Linked DNA regions of Homo sapiens: all the other regions are linked to region 2. Evidence: read pairs that join two places in POLR2A ChIA-PET (ENCODE). Cell type or tissue: OCI-LY7. All regions are shown on one strand. Links, peaks and the distances in the headings refer to the core of each region. The heading gives the core; the rest is flanking DNA. Region 1 overlaps MAD2L1 (mitotic arrest deficient 2 like 1). Region 2 overlaps MAD2L1-DT (MAD2L1 divergent transcript). Region 3 overlaps PRDM5 (PR/SET domain 5). Region 4 has its middle 29 kb from the start of NDNF.

Evidence for each region. Peaks named below come from ENCODE experiments on the same cell type or tissue, not always from the same donor. Only the 100,000 strongest peaks of a DNase experiment are listed, where the experiment ranks them.
Region 1: POLR2A ChIA-PET joins it to region 2 with 6 read pairs; 2 of 35 experiments call an interaction of 5 or more read pairs at or near these places.
Region 3: POLR2A ChIA-PET joins it to region 2 with 5 read pairs; 1 of 35 experiments calls an interaction of 5 or more read pairs at or near these places.
Region 4: POLR2A ChIA-PET joins it to region 2 with 8 read pairs; 2 of 35 experiments call an interaction of 5 or more read pairs at or near these places.

What each region holds. Positions count from the first base shown.
Region 1 is chr4:120,054,612-120,059,292 of GRCh38, forward strand. MAD2L1 (mitotic arrest deficient 2 like 1) reads right to left here. Exons shown (of 5, transcript NM_002358.4): 5 at 1,012-4,681. Among named protein-coding and RNA genes, the nearest start is that of MAD2L1, 9.9 kb to the right of the region's middle. In OCI-LY7, for the core only: a CTCF peak has its summit at 1,852 (motif pointing left); no DNase peak of the experiment used is centred there.
Region 2 is chr4:120,128,748-120,133,428 of GRCh38, forward strand. All of the region lies in intron 2 of MAD2L1-DT (MAD2L1 divergent transcript), which reads left to right. Among named protein-coding and RNA genes, the nearest start is that of MAD2L1-DT, 64 kb to the left of the region's middle. In OCI-LY7, for the core only: no CTCF peak of the experiment used is centred there; DNase peaks (open chromatin) are centred at 2,244 and 2,564; H3K4me3 peaks cover 1,751 bases; H3K27ac peaks cover 2,500 bases.
Region 3 is chr4:120,747,254-120,751,934 of GRCh38, forward strand. All of the region lies in intron 14 of PRDM5 (PR/SET domain 5), which reads right to left. Among named protein-coding and RNA genes, the nearest start is that of PRDM5, 170 kb to the right of the region's middle. RefSeq lists an enhancer at 2,137-2,186. In OCI-LY7, for the core only: a CTCF peak has its summit at 2,178; DNase peaks (open chromatin) are centred at 2,388 and 3,078; H3K4me3 peaks cover 1,819 bases; H3K27ac peaks cover 2,500 bases.
Region 4 is chr4:121,098,886-121,103,566 of GRCh38, forward strand. No RefSeq gene overlaps it. Among named protein-coding and RNA genes, the nearest start is that of NDNF, 29 kb to the left of the region's middle. In OCI-LY7, for the core only: no CTCF peak of the experiment used is centred there; no DNase peak of the experiment used is centred there.

The sequences.
Region 1 (4,681 bases), core at 1,121-3,620, 74 kb before region 2:
CATTTGGAACTCAGACTTAATTTCCTTTATCTCATGGCTCTCCCCATGTCCCATCATCAGTTTCTAAGACCACAGCTTGTGGCCCAAGTCTTCCATTTCCCCACTAACCCCAACCTCCATTCATTTAGGAGTCAGCTGAACAGATGTAAAGCACTTCAGTGGTGCCTGGCATACAGTAGATGATCAATACCCATGAATTTCCTTTCCTAGACTTGGAGGCTGTAAGCTTTACAGCCTGTTTTTAAAGAGCTGTACTGACTCTTATGAGTGTGAACACAGTGATCCAATAACTGCATGTTAGATATGAAATATTTTGCACATCACAGACCCAATCTTTAAAACCACTAGCATCTGTACTTGGTCAGTGAGACTGCCATTTCAGAAAGAAATTCATATCCATGTCTAGGCATCCACTAGATATGTCCATATCTAGAAAGTTTTTTAAAGTGTTTGGACTCTTTCCCTTGCAAGGAAATGGACTATGGGTGGTCCAGCTTATATTTGGGATGCCTTTTTCCACACAGATAAAATTCCAAGAAAATAAGATTTTGATCTCATGTAAGTTCCTTTGTGCAAACAAGCTTGCATAGCAAAATGGTGCAGATAAATGTAGATGAAATGGGCTTTGTACAAGTAAATGTAACTATATTATGTTTCTCTGGTATAAAAATAGATCACATGGTGGAGGACAAAAATAGGTGACATGGTAACATAAACCAACTTGTGTAATCAGAGGGTCAACTCTGACATTTTTCACTCTAGGCCTTTTCTAATAGTCTTGTTGCTAGGGCTACAATGTTTTTGCCAGATTGGAACAGAATTGTCAACTCTAATGAAGATTAAGTAGCTTGCCCAACTACGTTTGTTTTTTTTTTTTTTTTTAGCCTCAGTGAATACTGCTGGCTTTAAAAGTCATAATTATGAAGAATGGAAATATCTCTAAAAGATCTATTTTTAAAAATATATAACTAATAAAATTTAAAATTGAGTAGACAGTTTCCATTTCACAGCTATTCCAATATAAACTTTTATCAGTCACATTGAACAAAATAACTAGAAATATTTCATACATTTAAAAAAAGAATAAGAAATTATTTACAAGTTAAGCCGCAAACAATTCACCAAAAACTGAGTAATTAAGGTTACTTAACAAACAATTCTTCTGATTAGTTGGAAAATTGTTTCATTACTGTTCACAAATTCATACCTGATTTACTCTGTAGACAATATAGATTAGGCATAGGATAAAATCCTCTGTATTTGGTTCCTCCCAATCATTGGTCAAAGTCATCTGACAACAGACTATCTGAGGAAAGTGTAAATACAAAGTCACCCAATAAAACATGAATAAGTTTTGCAAAGCACAGTAAAGGAAAACCAGTTTGTTCTGAACACTTTATTGCTAAAAGGATGTAAAGGGTAAGAGGAAAAAGGTGACGAAACACTCCTTTTGATATGCTTGTTGGGGAGTCAGGATGAACTTCCTTGGCTAGGGATAGAAGGAAGAGATCACCTAAACTTCAAAAACCACAATACAATTTGCATACTTCCTTGGCCAGGGATAGGAGAGACCACTAAACTTCAAAAACCACGACACAATTTGCATGCCCATTGACCCCCAGTTTTACTTGTGCACAAAAGCATGAGAATTAAATAAAAATTCATGTGAAGTGACTAGTAAATAATAAATGCTAAGTGTTTATTCCCCTAATGTATTTATATATTTGTTGCCAGGAATTCCAATGCTGAGTAACCTTGCTTTTCCAATAAGCTTACAGCCTTTAGAACCAAAAGAAAGTCATCTTAATTTGAATATTACAGCATTAGTGACATCTGGTGGAAAATATAAGAGTTACAAAGTAGCATTACATAGCTATTCTGATCTTTCATGTAAATTTTAGATAAATTTTACATACTAAATGAAAACAAGATGAAGAAATGGTCTATGAAGTTATCTACCTTATTGTGCTAATAATCTTTGAATCTATATGCTAAAATATATAGGAAGTCAGTATAATTAGCATTATACTAATAAAAACATTTTTCAGCATGCATGTCTATATAGTGAAAAAATGATTAAAAATAGGCATGGGCTCTTTATCCTATTGTGAGTCTCATAAAAAGGGTCTCTTTTTTAAAGGAGAGCCCATACCTCTCTTTTTATGGCATCACATGCCAAAGAACCTCCCTTAACAAGTTTTCAGATCAAATTGTGAACTGTGGGGTGTGTTAGGAAGTATGTCAAGAAAATAGCTGGTTGTGCTTCAGAGAATATGGAATTTAGGTATATTTGGGAGAGACATTCTGTTTGAGATACTATGGATGGAGGCAACAAACGATGTTTTACAAGTGAGCTTTAAATATTACGGTATCAAATGCTCTGAACTAGGGAGGGGTTCAAGTATTTGTGACCAAAAGAGCAAACTGTGATCTGTTACAGGACTGGTAAGCTACAACCCTGGGGCCGAAGCAAACAGCCATGTTTTTTTCTTATTGGAACACACTCACGCTCATTCATTTATGTATTGTCTATAGCTGCTTTCAGCCTCGAGTAGGTGCAAGAGACCATATGCCTTCAAAAGCAGAACTATTTACTACCTGGCCATTTACAGAAAGTTTGCCAACCTCTAGTCCATTAGATAACTGTCATCAAACTTCTCGGTGCCATTCCCACCACCTCCATGGGAGGAGTATACTTCCTGGTCCCATTAAAGTTAGGCTTGACCTTCACTTGCTTTGGTCAGTGTGAAAAAGCTGGCCTTCAGAGTCCTGACTAACCAATGTCCCTCCAACAGAATGAGAAAGGTGCAGCAAAAGCCAACCAATACATGAGACTGTTATACCTCTGCACAAGCATTCTCACAGAGGTTTGACTTCTCTGATTGATGACACTGGGAAAAGGATCCTGAAAGCCAGATACAGTTCAGTTCCTCCTGGGCTCTACTTCAGACCTTGATGGGCTTAACCTCTGTTCATCCTCTACATATGGTAAGCAACACTGAGCCAGAGTCCAGGCCAGGCCTAGAGGCCTATCATGCTGTCTTAGAACCTTCTCTTTAACATGGTGTAGAAACCACTCACAAGTCTTTCAGCTGTTGATTTAAACATCATCCTCCTGAGGTAAGCCTCAAGGTCTAGAAAGAGGATGGGACAGTCCACTTGGAGCTACAGGGCAAAGCTTTTCCAGTATAGCTTCACCTCAATAAAACTCATAGTTTGGCTCCCACTCAGCTCCAAAATGTGTATTTCTTTTTTATTTATTATTTTTTGAGATGGAGCCTTGCTCTGTCGCCCAGGCTAGAGTACAGTGGCACGGTCTTGGCTCACCGCAACCTCCACCTCATGGGTTCAAGCGATTTCTCCTGCCTCAGCCTCCCAAGTAGCTGAGATGCGCCCGCCACCACGCCCAGCTAATTTTTATATTTTTAGTAGAGACGGGGTTTGACCATCTTGGCCAGGCTGGTCTCAAACTCCTGATCTCGTGATCCACCTGCCTCGGCCTCCCAAAGTGCTGGGATTACAGGCGCGAGCCACTGCGCCCAGCCCAAAATGTGTATTTCTTAATTGATTATATAATCTGTAAGGGGTAAAATGACTCATCATGACTAGCTCTCCAGAAACCTCAGAGTAAATAGTAGCATGCAAATGATACAAAAATCTAAGAATTTAATCCTGTTAATATTGGTAGCTGAGTTGAAATGACCAGAGTATACACACAACCTTTAAAAATGTGATTTCAGCCGGGCGCAGTGGCTCACGCCTGTAATCCCAATGCTTTGTGAGGTCAAGGCGGGCAGATCATGAGGTCAGGAGTTCAAGACTAGCCTGGCCAACATGGTGAAACCCTCTCTCTACTAAAAATATAAAAATTAGCCAGGTGTGGTGGCACGTGCCTGTAATCCCAGCTACTCAGGAGGCTGAGACGGAAGAATGGCTGGAATCCGGGAGGCAGAGGCTGTAGTGAGCTGAGCTGCGTCACTGTACTCCAGCCTGGGCGACAGAATAAGACTCCATCTTGGGGGGGAAAAGTGATTTCGCAGAATTTAGTCTGACTTCTCAAATAGTTAAAATACAAATGAAGCATTTAATTGCCACTTTTCTTGAAATCATCTAGGTTGGTAACACCAGTGGTCCACTTATTCCATAAAGATATGAAGAGTCTACAAATTTGTCACTGAGAACCCAGAAACTGCCACTGATCCACAGTATTTGCTCAATATGTAATTTCTGAATGAACAGATTCAGACTATGTGCAATTACTTAAAAATAGTGAAGGTTAAATAAGTTAATACACATAAAGAACTTAGTGTCTAATAATAAACATTAATAAACTGAATTTTTACAAAATGAGGTCAGATTTAGATTAGAGATTAGAGAAGACTTTACAAATCTGCCTTAAACTGACCTTGGAAAAACAGGTGAGAACTGGATAGAAAGCATGTACCAGATGAGGGTATTAATGAAAGCACAGGAATAAGCATAGTATTTAAGTATATAAGGAAAAGTAGGCTGACAATAAGGCTAAGAGTATAGTAAAGTACTAAAATCAACACTTGTTCAACTGGAATTGTTGGACTAATTCCAAAGGACATTTATCTTTTCACAATGATGAAGTAATAGCCTTAAGTCTATTGCTATGAGATGAACAGGATGTGATCAAAGTTTATCCATTAGATTGAAG
Region 2 (4,681 bases), core at 1,300-3,799:
AAGGGGAACATCACACTCTGGGGACTGTTGTGGGGTGGGGGGAAGGGGGAGGGATAGCATTAGGAGATATACCTAATGCTAAATGACAAGTTAATGGGTGCAGCACACCAACATGGCACATGTATACATATGTAACAAACCTGCACATTGTGCACATGTACCCTAAAACTTAAAGTATAATAATAATAATAATAAAAATTGCATTATATGGAAAAAATCTGTTAAAAGTTTTCAGAAAGAGTAGAATAATTCACTACCATGGTAAATGTGCATTCATGATATTAATATATTAAAACTTTGATAACTAGATTGCAAAATATAAAATATTCTCTTGCTTTGGGTCTATACCAATCATTTATGTTTGCTGTCTTTTATGTTTACTTTCCCACTTATTTGACATCAAGTCCTGGCCCATTATATTTAGAAACTAAGCTATCACTTTAAAAATATAGGCTCTGTGCTTGCCAGATGGCTTTGGAAGTTCTCACAGAAATGTTTTCATTGTCATAGTCCACTTCACAATCCCATCATGAATGAGATCATTAGGGAATGACATCATTTTCAATACCTCCTAGATTATAATATTTAAAAAAAACCCCTCACCTTCTATTTGTTTCTCTTAAATAATCATGTCCTAAATGAATTAGGACATGGTTTCTAAATCACACACACACAAACACACAAGATAACATGAAATCATGTGACTAGAGGAATTTCTCAGGACATAGATAGTTGTGGGTGGTCATAAAGTGCTAAAGGCTTTAAAAAAATACTCTGGGAATATACTATACCAGGCCAACTGGAAGAGTCCACCAAGAGATGGCAGAGCAGATGAATTCAGAAAGGAAGTAAAAAAGCACCTAGGAGCTTTTCTGCATTCTTTACTCCTTTGAGAGACTATATAGAAAGTCACTGCTGTCTTTAAAAAGAGGGATTATATAATGAGAGCTTCAAATTCCTATTTATTTATTTGGTCATATATACATGCATATAGTCAACAAATATTTATGATATATATTCAATATGTAATAGGATAAGCACTAGAGATAGAGTTGGGAAGAAGTTAGATATGGTCTTTGCTCTTATGGAGCTAAAATGCTAGTTGGCAAGACAATCGACCAGTAACCAATTACAGGGATAATTTTAAATTTTCAAATGTTGTCAGTGTTATAAAGAAGTTCATGTTTCTATGAAAGTCTCTATCAGAAGGTCATAAGGAGATCTAGAGGGCCATGAAATCGTCCTTGGGCTCAGCTTTAAAAGACAATGAAGAATTAACTACAGGAGCAAGTTTGGTATGTGGTGTGTGGAAGAGACTGTTCCAGAGAGAAGAACCTCATGTACCATGTCTTTGAGACAGAAAACTACACTACTGTGGTAGTAAGTTGATGGGACAGAACTCTGAAATTGGGGAGGAAAAAGCAGCTCTCTTTCACAAAAAAAATTCCCATCCACCAGAAAAATATTTTTGGATAAAAATATTTTCTCCTTTAAAATGAAATATCCCTTAAAAGGATCAAAGCAAGTCTTTTTTTTTTTTTTTTTTTTTTTTTTTTGAGATGGAGTCTTGCTCTGTCGCCCAGGCTGGAGTGCAGTGGTGCCATCTCGGCTCACTGCAAGCTCCGCCTCCCGGGTTCATGCCATTCTCATGCCTCAGCCTCCCGAGTAGCTGGGACTACAGGCGCCCGCCACCATGCCAGGCTAATTTTTTTTTTTTTTTTTTGGTATTTTTAGTAGAGACGGGGTTTCACTGTGTTAGCCAGGATGGTCTCGATCTCCTGACCTCGTGATCCACCCGCCTCGGCCTCCCAAAGTGCTGGGATTACAGGCATGAGCCACCGCGCCTGGCCTCAAGTCTGTCTCAGAGTGAATTGTTTTAGAAAGTAAACAACATCACCTTGTAACTTGGTTTTCAGGCAATGGTTTGGGAGAGAAAGGGGCTGCTGAGTGAGGGCCATGTGTAGAAATATGTGGCTTATCTACTCCAAACTTCAGATTGGCATTATAGTGAAGTCCATTTAAATATTCTATCCCAGTGCCCTGATAATGTTAGCTAATTCAACAAGGTGTAGTTACAGATGCCTGTTATATCCCAGCCACTGGCTGGCCTCGGAGGTCTTGGTGTGTCTTACTGCAGTGCCCGTATTGGTAATGACAGCAATAACCATAGAGACACAAATGAACAGGAATGACAGAGATTTGGCTTCTGAACTTCTTCCTGTTTCTTGCTGGGTGGCCCTAGTCTTCCAGGTGTGTGTCAGAGATTGTTGCAAATAAGGGTAATTATAGTCACAGCTGCTCTGAGCTGGTCTGATTAAGATAGAATAGGTTTTCTTATGCAGAGAAATAGCTTCTAAAATGATGCCAACTAATGATAGAAATTTAAGACAAGACCCAATGCCATTTTTGAAATTATAGTTTATTTTTGAAGGTGAATAAATCATTTGCTTTTCTGGGAAAGTGTTATGAGTGTACAGTCTTATTTTTACTATTTTTTATGGGGGATGTTTGCATCATAGAGCATTCGAAAACATTGTTAAACTGCACTTTTGGCAGGTGGTGTTACTGTTCGCAATTATACATGATGCCCTTTTCTTATATACAGTTTATCTCTCCCAGCTTATTGCCACAGCAGTTCCCTGCTTCCTGTTGTGGAAGGTGTATGTTTCCCCTCCTTTTTGAATTTAACCATGTAATTTCTCTGGCCATTGCAATGTGAACAGCTATAACTATGCTACCTGCAATAAGAGGCTTTAAATGAAATTCTAAGGGTTAGCTTAGCATCTTGGTTTTCTTCTCAGCTCCATAAATGGGTGTGCTCCACACTTCAGCTTACGTGAGTAAAAAAACCTATAGAGCTGAGTTAAGCAGAGCCCCCGTAGCTGCATACATCTAATAACTGCCTAGATGAAACACAAAACACAAACAAGAACAAAATGCCTGTTTTTGTAAGCCCTTGGGATTTCAAGATTGTTATGTAGAAGGCTGAACAGTATAGAATTTGATACTTAGAAGTGGAGTGTTATCATAATAAAAAACTTAAAATATATGGCATCGATTTTGGGGGCCAGAGACAGCTAGCAGTGAGAAAACTTATTAAAGGCTAGAAAATGGGTGACACATTTTATGCAGCAGCAAAATATTTTGGGCAACACATGTATCATGTACTGAAGGCTTCCAGTAAAGAGGATTTGAAATGTTACTAATGTGAATTAGTTGTTAGAAACTGCATTTGATAATACAAGAAAAAGAATGAGTACAAAAATAAGTGAGTTGTTTAACACAGGAGATGAAAAGAAGACTAAAGAGCTGAGAAACTCCAGGATTTGCAGGGCTGCAAAACCAAACTGTTTCTCATCTCTAACTGGTGAAATGATAAATATTTTGAGCTGCAAAGGCTAATTAAGACTCAGAATAAGACTCATTTTAGGGACAAAGACCAAGTTAATAGCCTGTGCACAAAACCTGATTGGATTAAGCCGTTTCTCAGTAAATCGTTCCAGTTGGACAAAATGGCTTGGGTGGGAAAAGAAAATCAAAGGAATAATCTCATGAAGTCTGATAAGCTCAAATACCTGTAATCAAGTTTAGAGAGAGAGAGAGACAGATTTGTAAAAGAATAGAGAGTGAGTCTATTAGTATATAGAGGAGAACAGATCAAATGGACATTAAAAAAGAGAAAAGTTAAAATTTTAAAAAGTTTTAATGCCAGGAGTATTGCCAAAAATAGAAGAGTGTGTGGCTTTTTATAGCTTAAAAAGTCTTGCCTACACTCAACTTTCTGAGGATAAGATAGTCAAAAAAGCTGCTCAGCCCAAGAAAGGAATATTTTATAACTTTTTTTAGATTTGGCAACGGAGGGCAAAGAACAAGGAAGAAAGAGGCTGGTGCCTGTAACCCTGGAGAATATTCTCTGGAAAGTTAATTCAAGTTGCAGACCCCTAATCAAAGACTCTTAATCAAAGTAGTTTCCTCTATCCCCAAGGCCAGCACGTTTGCCCAGTGGGATTTCAGAACTGCTACCTACTATGAGTTTTCTGTTTTCCTTTTTTTTTTTAATTTCACATTCAAATCGGAATGTTTATGTGTTTATTCTGCCTCTTCTCTACCATTTTATGTTGGGTGCTTATGAAGAAGATAATTTGTTTACTTAGTTCATGTGTCCAGATCAAGATTTGCTATTTGGATCTGATGGCAATAAGATCATGAACTTTCAAGGCTGATGTTTGGATTTGTTGAAACTTTTAGGATGTCTTCCATGTGGCTGTAAGTAAATTTTGTGTGTACAGTGAACAAAGTGAGTATCTGTGACCAACAAAGGCAACCGAGGTGGATTGTATTTACAATTAACTCACTTCCTCCTTCTAAGCAGGAGAATTACATTATCACTGCTGATTGCATAATTTGGCCTTGGCCACGTGGCTTACTTTGTCCAGTGAAATGTAATGTATGCCACATATAAACAAAAGCTTTAAATGCAATGTCTTGTTTAAACTAGGCCTCTTGCTTTTCTTCTTTTCAAGTATTTATGAGAATGTCTTAGAAAGGGCTGCTTCTTTAGCCTGGGAGCAGGAATGGGGAGACACATAGAGCAGAGACAACCAGAGCCAGGAAGCTAACTCTTAGCCAGTGATGTGTAAAATCAGAAAAAATTGAATGTTTATTTCTTAGGCCACTGAGA
Region 3 (4,681 bases), core at 943-3,442, 620 kb after region 2:
AAGGGGAACATCACACTCTGGGGACTGTTGTGGGGTGGGGGGAGGGGGGAGGGATAGCATTGGGAGATATACCTAATGCTAGATGACGAGTTAGTGGGTGCAGCACACCAGCATGGCACATGTATACATATGTAACTAACTTGCACAATGTGCACATGTACCCTAAAACTTTAAGTATAATAATAAAAAAATAAAAAATTAAAAAATAAATAAATAAATTTTTGGGGGGATAATTTTCAAATCCTACATCAATAGACCACCCAAACCCTCTAGATAAATTCAAAAGCGTCTGATACCTAGGAACTCTGAGATACCCACCCTCGTTTGGACTCAGAGACTCACAGTCTCACTGCATGGTGTCAAGGCAAAGTGCAAAAGGCACAGGTCTGTTAAACCCAGACCTACATCTGAACAATCTGAGGATCAGGGATAAGAAAGTTCATGAAAGAAAATTAATAAAATATAAAACAATATAACAGACTTGCTGTTACTTGTAACCACTGGCAATTCCATTTTAATTTTGTAAGAACTAATTTGGCTGTTTCTGCAAACAAGGCTGGAGAGAACTGCGATCTTAGAAACTTGAAACCTGTATAAGTTAATTGGGTTTTTGAAATGTGTTCAAAAGGCAGAGTTTCTGAAATAACTTTCTAATTGGCCCAGGTGCCTTCCATGTTGAAATCAAAAGGGGTTATACGAGACGTGAAGTTTTCTATCGTAAACAGTTACAAACAACAATTTCTTTTGAACCTAATGTTTATAAAATGGGTATTTATGAGCTTGTGTCCTAACTCAATGAGTGACTGTTTTGGCTCAATGTGTCTAATGCAATAAAAACATAAGTTCTATAATTTCCAGATGATCCATAGTTCCTAAGACTAAAATGGGTTTGAGGCACTGGACACAAAGAGTTCAGCAACTGGCATTTCTCTACCTCAGTGTAGTTTGGAGTGGTAAAGCAGACCTTTGAGACAAAGACAACAGAGATAAGAAGGGAAAGGTCTGGCAGCATACCTGGGGTACCCCCAAGGCCCAAGGCCTTGGAAAAATTCAAATCTTTAAACCAAATCTTGGTTTAAAGCTACAATGTGAAAACTAAGATAATCTTGGCCAGGTGTGGTATTTCTCACCTACAATCCCAACACTTTGGGAGGCTGAGACCAAAAGATCACCTAAGCCTAGGAGCTCAAGATCAGGCTGGGCAAGATAGCAAGATCCTGTCTCCACAAAAATTTAAAAACAGCCAGGCATTGTGGTGCATGCCTGTAGTCTCAGCTACTCAGGAGGCTGAGACTACAGGACCACTGAACCCAGGAGTTCAAGGTTGCAGTACACTATGATTGCACCACTACACTCCAGTCTGGGCAGCAGAGCAAGACCCTCTCTCTCAAAAAAAAAAAAAATTCCCCAAAAGAGGACCTGCTCCCTCCAAATAGCTCTCTCCTCCACCACACAAGCAAAGAACAAAGACCATGAATGGGACAGGAAAAGGTAGATCTAGAAAGGGATGAGAAATGGCTCCAAATGCCAGTGCCCTGAGGGTGAGTTTGCTGAGGCTTGCCTGAGGCCGCCAGGGTCTGACTGCATCCTAGGAAACAGAACCCCTTTAGAGAAACCATAGCAAAACGGCCTAAGTTCACATAGGGCCTCTAAATAGGGGTGCTTCCCTGACTGAATGGGGGAGCTAACTGGACATGGAATATAAGAAGTTCCACTTTTATCAGCTCCTGGGCAGGAAATTAATCTAGAATTAAGTGGGAAAAGTTATCCTCAAAAACCCTACACAGTTAAAAATAAATCACTATTCATAGGATGTGGAAAGCCACAAAGAACATCACCCCCAACTTAATAATGACAAAAAGCTGAAAAATTTACAGTCATTCTTTTAAGCTTAAGGTCATGAAACATTTTGTGAGCCAAGGTCACAAAACAATCAGATGAACTAAATGTCAAAAAAAAAAAATGGAACACAGAATAGTCTCACCTTTGTCAGAGCAAGAGAGAACCCGTCACAAAATGGGTAGGAAGAAAACAAGTGATGGTTAATTCCTTAAGGATTGTGGACTAGCATTTAGGTTAGAAACCTGGGGGCCCTGGCACATGGAAAGTCCACAGCCACTCATCTGTTTTCCACTGGCTCCATCAGGGTTCGTAAGAAAGATTAGAGGCAGGGCAGGATACCTTAGAGAGCCCCCAGGTGGCACAGACAAGGTCCGAGGGTGGAGTAGGAGTACTTGAAGGAACCCATCTGCTTTCTGTCCCTGTGCTGCATGAATACAAGGTGATGAGCAGTGGCTGCCAGGGAGCAGCAAAAACCACCCAGGCCACAGACCTGCCTCACACAGGAAACAAAAGCCTTCTGCCTCTGAGTGAGGAGGGAGACACCTGCCACGTCCCATATGTCACTCTGCTTTGACAGGAGGCAAAAGCTACCAGCTGCTGGGGGTGGAACATGAAACTCGCAGGTGTTCTGTTCCAGGCAATGACCCGTGGCCTCTGGAGAGAGACAGAACCTGACTACGTATCCTGCACTGACACCAAGGGGAGGGGCAGAAAACCTGCTCTTGCCCAAGAACCCCAGTGATCCACAGGAGAGGTCTGCTGCTGCGGGAAGAGGGGCAGAAACCTCTTTCTCATGCCCCAAACCTTCTACTCTAAAGATATGAGGTGGAGCTCACCTGCCACAGCCAGTAGGGCCAGGAAACCATCCACCCTCTAGGCCTGTGCTGTCCAACAGAGCTTTCTGTGGTGACCATAATGTCCTGTATCTGTGCTACAGAATACAGTAGTCACCAGACACATGTGCCTATAGAGCACCTGAAAGTGGCTAATATGACTGAAAAAGTAAATTTTTAATTGCATTTAATTGGATTTAATTAAAATTTAAATTTTGATAGCCACATGTAGCTAGTGGTTAGGACACTGCCGCTGACCCTGAGTGGTGTCAGAAGCAGGGGCCACCTAACACTAGGGTAGAGGCAGAAATGCTGATAAACCCACAACCCTGAGACTCAAGTGCAGAGCACCTGCCCAACTAATGCTAGAGCAGGGGCCCCAGGAAAGCCCTCTGGCCTACTTAAGTCTTGTGCCTAGTAACAAGCACCAGCGGGCTACTGCCAGTGGCGGGACAAAGGCAGAGAGAGAGAAACATGTTCTGTGGCAAAGGTACACAGGATCTGCCAAAACCTGATGGTGAGGAAGGATCCTTAAGAAAAGCCTGCTGAGCGTCCAGGCCTCGCATGAAGAACACAGCAGCAGCAGCCCACCCCCTGGAGAAGCTTACAGCAACAACAAACCCCAAACCTAGCTTAGCCATTGACCAAACTGACTCAAGCCCTCAATCACATTAACGGCCTAGCAGAAGAAGTATACCTATTTCCAGGCATAAGCAGTATTTACTTTAGTCTCCTAGACTTAGAGACTTAGTTTCTTTTACACACACACACACACACACACACACACACACGCGCACACAAAACAGACATTCAATCAAAAATTATGTTACACTTGAAAAGCAAACTCCTGCAACCTTCCCACTCATTATCAAGAGATAGAATAGTCAAAACAATGAGATTCACAGATGGCCCTGATGGTGGAAATACCAAAGAAAGAATTTAAAATAATTACAATTAATATGTCAAAGAATCTAGTGAAAAAGGTGGGCCACACAGATGAAAAAATGGGCAATTTCAACAGAAATACAGAAACTATTTATTTTCTTATCTATCTATTTATTTATTTTTAAATGCAAATTTGAAACTGAAATGTGTTATGGCCCAAGTGTAATAGTATCTGTTTTGAACTGAGTCTTACAGGGTCTTACCCTGTCATTTAGGCTGAAGTGCAGTGGCACAGTCATAGCTCACTGCAGCCTTGAACTCCTGGCCTCAAGCAATCCTCGCACCTCAGCCTCCCAAAGTGCTGGAAATACAGGAATGAGCCACTGTGCCAGGCCTTATGGAAACTATTTTTAAAAATCCAAGTGAAAATGCTAGAGATGAAAAACATAATATCAAAAATGCACTCCTTCAATAGGCAGACTGAGCACAACAGAGGTAGAAAAATCAATGAAATTGAAAATATCAATAGAAATTAGAAACAGAGAAAAACACCGAGATTTTTTTAAAAATGCAAATGAAACAAAAATTGAATACGGCACTCAAGAGCTCTGGAACAGTATCAAATAGTCTAACATGTGTAACTGGTGTCCCATAAGAAGACAGAAAGAAAGGGACAAAACAAAGTTGAAAAAAAAATGGCCAAGAATTTTCTGAAATTTAACTAAAGATAGCAGACTACAGATCTAAGCTGCAAAAATACAATGAAAAACACAACTAGGTACAACACAGTAGAAGCTGAAAACCAAATATAAAGAGAATATACTGAAGGAAATAAAATCCACCAGCCTTCACCTCAAACCCTGGTCTCTCCATGAAAGGTCAATGATTAATTGGATTTTGGCAAAATTATCTCCCACATCTGGGGCTCTTACTGCACCCTATAGGCAATAACCAGAGAGTAAATGGCTTTGTGTTCCTTTTGGAAAGCATTCGTGCAGTCACCATAGAATGTAAACCTGGGGGTATAGGCCTGACACAGCATCTTGGGTTGTCTTACCAAAACTTCCTAAAGATGTACCTTACTGAATTAGATAGCTTATTTTTTTTCTGTTGTTGTTAAA
Region 4 (4,681 bases), core at 696-3,195, 970 kb after region 2:
GAAATGACCCAAGGGTCCATAAACAGAAGAATGGAGAAACAAAATGAAGTGTATACATACAGTGAAAGATTATTGAGCCTTAAAAAGGAGTGAAGTTCTTTATATTTTTTACTTCATTAGTAAAATTATTTCCTGCCAGACTTTAAGGTTTATGAAGGCTCACTCAACAACGTACACAGAAATGCACTCTAAAAAGTTGAAAAAATTACAAGTTTGTGAATAATATGTATCACTTTTCCATTTTAGTATGAAAACAATGATATGTAACCTACAGATAATGAGACAAACCATTTTACTGTGGTACCTTCAGTCCAATGAAATTGTAATGTGTTATCAGGTAATGTGGGAAAGTGCCTGTCAAGTCATTTCAAAGAGAATTTCCAAAGTTGCTCCAAATGGGGTAATAGGAAACCCTTCCTCTATTTGCAGAAATGATATTATTTTATTAAGGCTGGCACACAACAGTGACAGTTGAAACTTGATTCTGGGACACTCTAGTTTCTTTCTCTCTTTTTCTGGGTGTATTAAAGTACACTTGACAAATAAAAATTGTATATATTTTAGGTATACAATGTGATGCTTTAATATACATGTACAATATGAATGATTACCATAATAAAGCAAACTAACATATCCATCATCTCCCATAGTTATAATTTTGTGTGTGTTTGGTGAGAAAACTTAAGATCAACTCTTTTAGCAAATTTCAAGTATAAAATACAGTATTTTAAACCATAGTCACCATAATGTTGTAAGATCTCCAGAACTTGTCATCACAAATAATTAAACCTTTGTACCCTTTAACCAACATCTCCCCAATTTTCCCCAATACCCAGACCCTGTAAATTACCATTCTACTCTCTGCTCCCATGAATTTGACTTATCGGATTTCACAAATAAGTGAGATTATGCAGTATTCCCCTTTCTGTTTCTGGCTTATTTCAGTTAGCATAATATCTTCCATGTTCATCCATGTTGTTGCAAGTGACAGAATTTCCTTCTTTTTAAAGACTGAATAATATTCCATTATACATGTATACTAAGTTTTCTTTATCCATTCGTCCATCAACAGACACTTAGGTTGATTCCATGTCTTGGCTATTGTGAATACAGCTGCAAATAGGAGCCTGCAGGTATCTCATCAATATACTGATTTTACTTCCTTTAGACATATACCCAGAATTGGGATTATTTGATCATATGGTTATTCTATTTTTTTTTTTTGTAAAACTTCCACACTGTTTTCCATAGTCACTGTACTAATTTGCATTCCCATAAACAGTGAACAAGTATTCCTCTTGTTCCACATCCTTGCCAACACATGTTATCTTTTGTTTTTTAATAACAGCCATTCTAACAGGTGTGAGGTGATATCTCATTGTGGTTTTGATTTGCATTTCTCTGTTTAGTGATGTTGAGCACTTTTTCATATAACTTTGGCTATTTGTATGTCATACTTTGAGAAATATCTATTTAGGTCCTTAGCCCGTGTTTTAATTGTATTGTTTGTTGCTGTTTTTGCCATTAAGTGTCATAAATTTTTTTATATTAACCCTTTATCAGATATACAGTTTGCAAATATTTTCTTCCATTCTTTAGGTTGCCTTTTCGCTATATTGATTGTTTCCTTTGCTGTGCAGGAGCTTTTAAGTTTGATGCAATTCCACTTGTCTATTTTTGCTTTTGTTACCTGTGGTTTTGGTGTCATCTCTCAGAAAATTATTGCCTGGACTCATGTCAAGAAGCTTTTTCTCTATGCTTTTTTCAAGTAGTCTTATGGTTTTTGTTCTTATCTTTAATTTTTTAATCTATTTTAAGATGATTTTTATGCATGGTGTGAGGTAAGGATCCAATTTCATTCTTCTGCATAGGGATATCCAGTTTTCCCAACATCATTTATTGAAGAGACTATTTTTTCCCTATTGCTATTAAATATTGATGTCCCCTCCAAAATTAATGTTGAAAGTTAATCCCCAAATGTGAGAGTATTGAAAGGTGAAGCTTTTAAAAGGTAATTAGATGATTAGGGTTCATGGATTAATGAGTTAATGGATTAATAGGTTTTCATGGGGTCAGGGAAACTGATGGTTTATAAGAAAAGACAGAGAGACTTTAGCTAGCATGTTAACATGCTTATCCTCCTCACCATGTGATATCTTGTACCATGTCAGGACTATTCAGAGAGTCTCTACCAGCAAGAAGCTCTCACCAGATACAGCCCCTCAACCTTGGACTCTCAGCTTCTATGACTGAAAGAAACAAATTGTTTTTCTTTATAAATTACCCAGTTTCAGATATTGTTATAAGCAACAGAAAATGAGCTGAGACATCAATGTAGTAATATTAAGAGGTGGGCCTTGCAGGAGATCATTAAGTCATGAGAGTGAAGGTCTTATGAATGGGATATAGTGCCCCTACTAAAGGTCTTAATGGAGGGAGTTCTTCTCTTTTGCCCTTCCACCTTCTTCCATGTGAGAACACATTATTTCTCCTCCTACACCCCAAAAGACACAGAGTTCAAGATGTCATCTTGGAAGTAGGGACCAAACCCTCAACAGAAAAAGAACCTACTGGCACCTTGATCTTGGAGGTCACAGCATCTAGAACTATGAGAAATAAATTTCTATTCTTTATAACTACTCAGTCTGTAGTTTGTTATAGCAGCACAAATGAACTAAGACACCCATTGTGTGTTCTTGGCACCACAGTGAAATCATCTACGGTCATTGTAGTTGACCTTAGATGTATGGATTTATTTTTGCCCTCTCTATTCTGTTCCATTGATTTGTAAGTTTGTTTTTATGCCAGTACAATGTTGTTTTGATTACTATAGCTTTGTAATATATTTTGAAATCAGAAAATGTGATGCCTCCAACTTTGTTCTTTTTGCTCAAGAATTCTTTGGCTGTTCAGGTTCTTTTGTGGTTCTATATACATGTTAGGATGTTTTTTCTATTTCTGTGAAAAATGTCATTGAAATTTTGATAGAGATAGCAATGAATCTGTAGAATGCTTTGGAAGGTATGAATATTTTCACAATGTGATTTTTTTCCAATCCACAAACACAGCATGTCTTTCAATTTATTTGTGTCTTTAATTTCCTTCATTAGTGATTTATAATTTTCAATGTGAAAGTCTTTCACCTTTATGATTAAGTTTATTCCTAAGTATTTCATTTTTTGTTTCTATTGTGAATGGGATTGCTTTCTTAATTTTCTTTTAGAAAGTTCCTTGTTTGTATATGGAAATACAACTAATCTTTGTATGTTGACTTTGTATACTGTAACTTTACTGAATTCGTATATTAGTTCTAATAGTTTTTCTGTTGAATCTTTAGGGTTTTCTGCACATATAATCATGTCATCTGCAAACAGGGATAATTTTACTTCTTCCTTTCTGATTTGGAGGACTTTTATCTCTTTTCTTTGTCTAATCGCTCTGGCTAGGATTTCCAGTAATATATTAAATAGAAGTGATGACAGTGGGCATCTTGGCCTTGGAATGAATCTTGGAGGGAAAGCTTTCAGATTTTTCCCATTAATTATGATGTTAGCTCTGTACTTTCCATATATGGCTTTTGTTGTGTTAAGTTTCTTCTATTCTTATTTTGTTGGGAGTTTTAATCGCAAATGTCTGTTAAATGCTTTTTCTGCATCTACTGCTTTGATTATTATAGCTTTATAATACATTTTGAAATCAGAAAGTGTGGTTTTATTCTTTCATTTTGTTAATGTGGTGTATCACATTGATTAATTTGCATATTTGTTACCATTCTTTCATTGCAGGTGTAAATTCCACTTGGTCATGGTGTATAATCCTTTTAATGTGCTGTTGAATTTGGTTTGCTAATATTTTATTCAAGATGTTTGCATCTGTGTTAATCAGGGATACTGCTCCGTATTTTTCTTATCTTATAGTCTTGGTCTGGTTTTGGTATCAGGTTGATCCTGGCCACATACAATTAATTTGGAAATGTTATTTCTCTATTTTTTGGAAGAGTTTAAGATGGATTGGTATTAACTCATCTTTGAATGTTTGATGGAATTCACCTGTGAAGCCCTCTGGTCTTGGGTTTTCCTTCATTGGGAAGGTTTTGATCACTGATCCAATCTCCTTGTTTGTTATTAGTCTGTTTGTGTTTTCTATTTTTCCTTGAGTCAATTCTGCAAGATTGTATGTTTCTAGGAAGGTATCCATTGCTTCTAGATCATCTAATTTGTTGGTGTATAATTTTTCACTATAGTCCTTTTTGATCCTTTTTATTTCTAAGCCATGCATTGTAGTGTTTCCTCTTTCATTTATGATTTTATTTATTTGAATCTTCTCTCTTTTTTTCTTAGTTGATCTAGCTAAGGGTTTGTCCATTTTGTTTAAAACACCAACTCTTAGCTTTGCTGATTTTTTCTATTGTTTTTGTATTTCCTGTTTGATTTATTTCTGCTTTAATCTTTATTAATTCTGTTATTCTGCTAACTTTGAGCTTAGTTTTTCTTTTTTTAGTTCCTTGTAATGTAAAGTTAGGTTGTTTGTTTGAGATATTTCTTCCTTTTTAATATAGCCATTTATTGCTATAAGCTTCACCTTTAGTACTGCTTTTGTTTTATCCTATATGTTTTGATATGCTGTATTTTTGTTTTCATTTGTTGTGAGATTTTTTTTTTTTGACAGAGTCTCACTTTGT